Regions from separate parts of the Mus musculus genome. Here region 2 is linked to region 1. A link is a loop called in an ENCODE intact Hi-C map of the cell type or tissue named here. Cell type or tissue: left cerebral cortex. All regions are shown on one strand. Links, peaks and the distances in the headings refer to the core of each region. The heading gives the core; the rest is flanking DNA. Region 1 overlaps Pls1 (plastin 1 (I-isoform)). Region 2 holds the start of Pls1 (plastin 1 (I-isoform)).

Region 1 (2,813 bases), core at 80-2,579:
CAACTCATGTGTGTGCACATGTGTGTTTGTTATTTTTTGCTTATGTTAACTTTATTCAGTACTGGATTTCATTGTGATCTTCTTATGCACATGTGTAATGTATTTGGACCTCCCCCACTCTGGCTGGCCACCTTCTTCCCAACCCTAACCCAATACATCTTTTATAAGCCCCAGATCACAGCAGTTATATCCTTCTTAGGTGATAGAGTTTATTTCCATTGATTTCTTTTTTGCCTTTTCCTCTGATTTAAACAATCTATATGTAGGTGGGTATAATTGGCCTCTCGTGAGTTGTTTCTAACTCAGGTGATTTCAGTAGCAGTTTACATCTGGGAATATCCAGCCAAATGCATTTTCTACGAATGTAAGATGCATGCCCTCCTTCTTGTCTACCGTGCAGCGAATCCCCTTTCTCCATCCCCGAAGTCTTTGATCGGATCTCAGTAGTGTTCAACAGTGTTGCTCACTCTCTCGCTTAACAGGAGCGAACAAGTATGTTCTTGTTAGTGTGATAAATGGTGTGAATGAAGTTTGCCTACTGAGACTCTCTGTTTTCAGAGGAAGAAAAAGTGGCTTTTGTGAACTGGATAAACAAAGCTCTGGAGAATGATGCAGACTGTAGCCACCTCCTACCCATGAACCCCAACGACGGCAGCCTTTTCAAGTCGCTGGCAGATGGCATCCTTCTCTGGTGAGCTGAACACGGGAGCCGTGCACTCCTACTGTCCCAGCGCTGGGTGTTCCCTGGACACTGCTCTCCAGAGGATGAGTCACGACTGTCCAGAAACTTAAGTGTTGTGTGGTCTTCAGCATCTCCCCTGGGATGTAGTATTTCGTATCTGTTACCATAACAACGCATGGAGCTTCAGAGTCCGTCACTGTGTTGTAAAATGTTGACATGGTTTTTCTTTCCGCTTCTCTGTGAGAGTGCTGACAGGGGTGGGAGCATGGGGCGGGGCGTAGAAGGAAGACACGCCTTCATTAGACGCAAATGAAGCCGAATTTCATTTCAGCTTCTGCTCTTCTCTGTCTGTTTCGCACACACTTCCTTGTGAACTTCCTAGGAGCTCATCTGTCTTTGTCATGTTTACCACAGGTGTATGGTCACAGCATACTTCTTTTTAAAAAACAAAAACAAAACAAAACAAAAAAAACCACTTGAAATTCAACCTGTTTTCTTTGTGTGTGTGTGTGTGTGTGTGTGTGTGTGTGTGTGTGTTTTGCTTGCATGTATATGTACAGCACCTATGCTTGATGCCCGTGGAGGTCAGAAGAGGATATCAAATCCCTGAAACTACAGTTTCAAGATGCTTGTGAGCCACCTTGTGGGTGCTGGGAGTTGAACTCTGTTCTTCTTCAAGACCAAGAAATGCTCTCAACTTCTGAGCCATCTCGCTAGTACCAAGTCCCAGCACACATCTTTATACAATGCAGTGTCTTTATTTTTTTTAATTAAAAAAAAATATATAGTACAATTACAAAGAAAATGCATATCACAAATACCCAGAGCACCTGTGACTAACTCAGCACCTGGCATGTTGTCTTCAGGGTTGTTTTGTGTGTGTGTGTGTGTGTGTGTGTGTGTGTGTGTTGTGTATTTATTTAAAAAGGAAATAAAATCCCTGAACCTTCCTATAAATATAGGAAATCAGTATCTATAAAATATACTTTAGTTTTCATTTATATTTTTTTCTCTTCCCCCAACTTTTAGAGAATGTCTGACTATGAGCCAAAACTACTTTCTTATTTTTATATTCTGAAACATAGAGACAAAAATCCATATTTTTTCTTTTTAAAATGTGTAAATTTCTTTTTCCTTTTTGATTTTTCAAGATAGTTTCCCTGTGTAGCCCTGACTGTCTTAGAACTTGATACATAGACCAGGCTGGCCTCAAAGTCAGAGATCCACCTGCCTCTGCCTCCCTACTGCTGAAATTTAAGGGTATGTGGCACCACTGTCCCGCTAAAATGTCTAAATTATTGAAGTCCTCAACCAAGGCGTTTGCTCCTTCACCTTCTGAGACAACACAATTCATAGTGTGTTGACGTCCATGGAAGCCGGAAGTTTCAGGATTTGTCTTGGGTAGTTAATCTGTTTCCATCTGAGGAAACAGTGGAGATTCCGATGCAGCGAGTGGAGGCGGGCCACTGTAGAAGGCAGTGATGGGCTCAGACAGACAGCTGTCTGAAGTTTTCTAATGACGTACCTGACACGAACGGCTGCTCAGTAAGATAGAAAGGCTATTCTTTTCTAAAGTAACCAATCGGATTGCTTTGCCACGATGAATTAAAAACATTTCTAGAAAGTTTCGGCTAAATGGTTCCTGTTCTCTCTTCAGCAAAATGATCAACTTATCCGAGCCAGATACGATTGACGAGAGAGCCATCAATAAGAAGAAGCTCACTCCGTTCACGGTGTCGGTGAGTACCTGCCTCTTGCTGGCAATGTGTGACTGTGCTCAAAGCTGTCCGTGGTGCTGGGGATTTAAACACAACCTGTCATTTAAAAAAATGTGAAAAGAATTCCAGTGTCTCGAATTGAAACCAAGCTACATTTTATAATAGAATCCATTAAGGTTTTAAGTACTTTGGATAAATCTCTGTATTAAAGGCCGTAGTGCTAGTTTACATTACAGTTGCTCTTTTATTGATGATCTTTGGATGCCAGTGTCCATTTGTCCTCTTCCCTTCCTCCTTCCCTCCCCCTCCTTCCCTTTTCCTTCCATCCCCGTCTCTTCTTCCTCTTTACATCATACACTCTGCCTCTTTTGTCTTCTCTCTCTTTTTTTCTTTCACACAGGGCACGTGGCAGG
Region 2 (2,813 bases), core at 269-2,768, 62 kb before region 1:
TTAGCCTTGGTATTTTTTTTACACCCAGCAAATCATCATTATTATCAATAAAGAGAATGTCTCTATGACCCTGGAAGATTCTCATTGTCTTGTTGCAGTTCATTCGTTCGTTCTCCACCTCTGGCCCATGCAATTACTGACTTTGCTTTTGTTCTTATCAAGGTGTGACTTCACAGAAATGAAGCTTCACGCTATATATTTTCTCTCTGCTTTCTCCAGTTCAGCATAATGATTTTGAGATTTATCTATTGTAGGGAGCAAATGAAGTCCTGAGTGAGTGGGCTTCACCATGTCAGGTACCCCAGTGCGTCAGCCCTGTGGAGATGGCAAAGCCTTCCCTGGGTCTGGAAAGGCTCAGAGGGATGGCCAAGCCTTCCTCTGGACCATTTACAGGCATTGGTCGTGTGGGCTGAAAAGGTCACCATTGCTGCCCATGGACTGCTTTCCTACAGAGACTGCCCCACCGCTCTCCCACTGAGTCTCCCTACACCTGCCTCCTTGTTCAGCTACACGCAATAACCCCACCTCCCCATTCAACTGTACATAATAAACTACACATAAACCATCTCCAGGACCCTGTGGCTTCTCAACCTTGGAGCCCAGACCACCCAATCTCAGCTTTTTTTCCCTGTCCATTTCTCTCTGTGTGTTTTCTTTTTCTTCCTTCACTCCTGGTATAGGAGGATGTGGCAATCTATAGTGAAGCATTTAGATCGGTCATTCTCTTTTAGTACCAAGTAGTAGTCCATTGTGCTGATGTAGCACGTTTGCTTTTGACAGTCAATTCCTTCCAACTGTGGCTACAGAAAAAGAGAAGGAAGCTACTACATCAGTATTCAAGCCTCTATGTGATATGCTTTAGTTTATCTTGGACAAGAGCTAAGAATGAAATGGCTAAGTCATGTTGTACATACATGTTTAAGTAAATATTTTGAGAGAACACAATTCCTCTTGTACATCTGCACTCAGACAAAAACGTTATTTATTGGACTTTCTGGGTTATGGGATTTTCTAGGCACGGAGAAGTCCTTAGCTCACTCCTCTTTGGCCCAACCAATTCTTTTGGACTTTAAACAGTTTCAGTGTACTGAAGCCACATTCCTACCGGCCTGATTGCTACCTGTTCTGCATCAGTTCAGGACTACAGGGCCAAGGGTCACCTAGGACCTTAGGTCAAAGGACAGCAAAAGTACCCTGCACACCTGTGGATCATGCTACCAGAAAAGCACACAAGAGCCCTTGAAGCTGCGTTCCGTTGGCTTGACTCAGATGTTGTTGGAAAAAGGTCCTGCCTTTGTTTGAGTGTGGGCTTTGGTTATTTATTTTAAATAGGTGTGGCTGTTTAATAAAGAGGGAAGGATCATCTGAATTCCCCAGAAGGGAGAAGGATGAGAGAAATTGTTTTACTTTAATAATTATCTTACCTTGTGAGCTGTAGTTTTCAAAAGTGCTATGCATACTAGTGTTCTGAGAACACATTAGAAACATCCAGCATTCAGATAAAAGATGCGGATACTCTGGGTTTGAGAGCTGTTTGAACAAAAACCTGAGGCCCCCTTGTTTGAGAACCACCGTGCTAAAACTCATTTCAGGGGTGCAGACAGTTGTAATTAGGCTGAGTGAAGCGTGGGCAGCAGGGATGACGCCCCTGCAGCGCGGGTCCACTTCCCCATCTTCCATCCCCCAACCTCAACACAAACCTCTTTAGTTAGCTCCTGCAAGCCTCCTTTCACCTGACTGCAAAGATCTGGTGGCCTCTCCCCTGGGTGCAGCAACTAAAACCTGGCGAGTGGATTTCAAGCGTGCGGGTGGGGGTGCGGGACGAGCATGCGCAGTGGCGCGAGCGCAGGAGCAAGGAGGCGGGTGAGTGGCAGCCGCAGCGGAGCGGACCAGACCAGCGGGCGCGGGGATCCCGGGCAGGAGCTGCCGAACGGCCGCCGCAGGTACCGGGGGCTGGGTGCCTGAACGCACAAGCGGGCGTGGGTCAGGAGGGGGAGGCCGGGCAGGAAAGGCAAGCTTGGCTTAGCGGCGCTCGGCGAGGGCTCCGGGTTCCTCCGACACCTGCGGGCGCGCTCCTGCCCTGCGGCGGAGTCTTGCGCTCAGGTGTGAAGTCCTGTGTGTCGCTGCTTAAGCCCCAGCCCAGGAAGCACATCGTGATACCCTGCATCTAGGAAGGGAGGGTACTAAGTTTTCTGGTTTAAACTTTGCGTGGCTGTTGAAGAGGTTTTTCTGATCCGTTGGTGTGTCTCTTAAGTTGTGTTACTGTGTTCGCCTCTGGTGCACAGGCGAATGTAGGGACAGAATGAAATTGCATCCGTGTTTGCTGGACTTAAGTGCCTTTCCAGGAGCCCTGGGGCCTCTGGATGCAGTGCAAGAAATGTCAGTCTTAGGGGAAAGTGCCAAGAATTTTGTGCGATTCAGCAGGCTGCATTTTCGAGTATAAGCTTTAAAAATTAAAAAGAAAAAAATACCAAAACAAAATACAGAAACCCATTTTTAACATTATTACCCCCATCCCAGGCTTCAATGAGTAGTATTGAAAAGAAAAACTTTCCTAGTTATTTACATTGTGTGACTTATACAGACATGTATCCTACCTCAAAGCTGTTGTAGACTGTATGGGGCCAACACGGAATGAACATTTCTTTGTTGGAGGAATGTGGAATCATAACTAGAATTTCAGGATGAATACAGAGACCAATGTTTTGGCCCCACAAAGGTGAAGCAAGGGCATTTAATTCCACGCCCCACCTCTTGTAACCAACTCCTCTTTAAACTTAATTCATTAGTGAAATTCTATAGGAAAGTGTTAA

What was found. A loop is a pair of places that touch in the nucleus more often than their neighbours do. Peaks named below come from ENCODE experiments on the same cell type or tissue, not always from the same donor. Only the 100,000 strongest peaks of a DNase experiment are listed, where the experiment ranks them.
Region 2: a loop joins it to region 1, with 2.2 times the contacts of the local background. A loop is called at or near these places in 3 of 42 quality-filtered maps.

Annotation. Positions count from the first base shown.
Region 1 is chr9:95,781,978-95,784,790 of GRCm38, reverse strand. Pls1 (plastin 1 (I-isoform)) reads left to right here. Exons shown (of 16, transcript NM_001033210.3): 5 at 559-691; 6 at 2,340-2,421. Among named protein-coding and RNA genes, the nearest start is that of Trpc1, 33 kb to the right of the region's middle. In left cerebral cortex, for the core only: a CTCF peak has its summit at 1,324 (motif pointing left); a DNase peak (open chromatin) is centred at 651; H3K27ac peaks cover 478 bases.
Region 2 is chr9:95,844,301-95,847,113 of GRCm38, reverse strand. It overlaps Pls1 (plastin 1 (I-isoform)), which reads left to right and starts at 1,835. Exons shown (of 16, transcript NM_001033210.3): 1 at 1,835-1,943. In left cerebral cortex, for the core only: no CTCF peak of the experiment used is centred there; a DNase peak (open chromatin) is centred at 1,804; H3K4me3 peaks cover 1,471 bases; H3K27ac peaks cover 755 bases.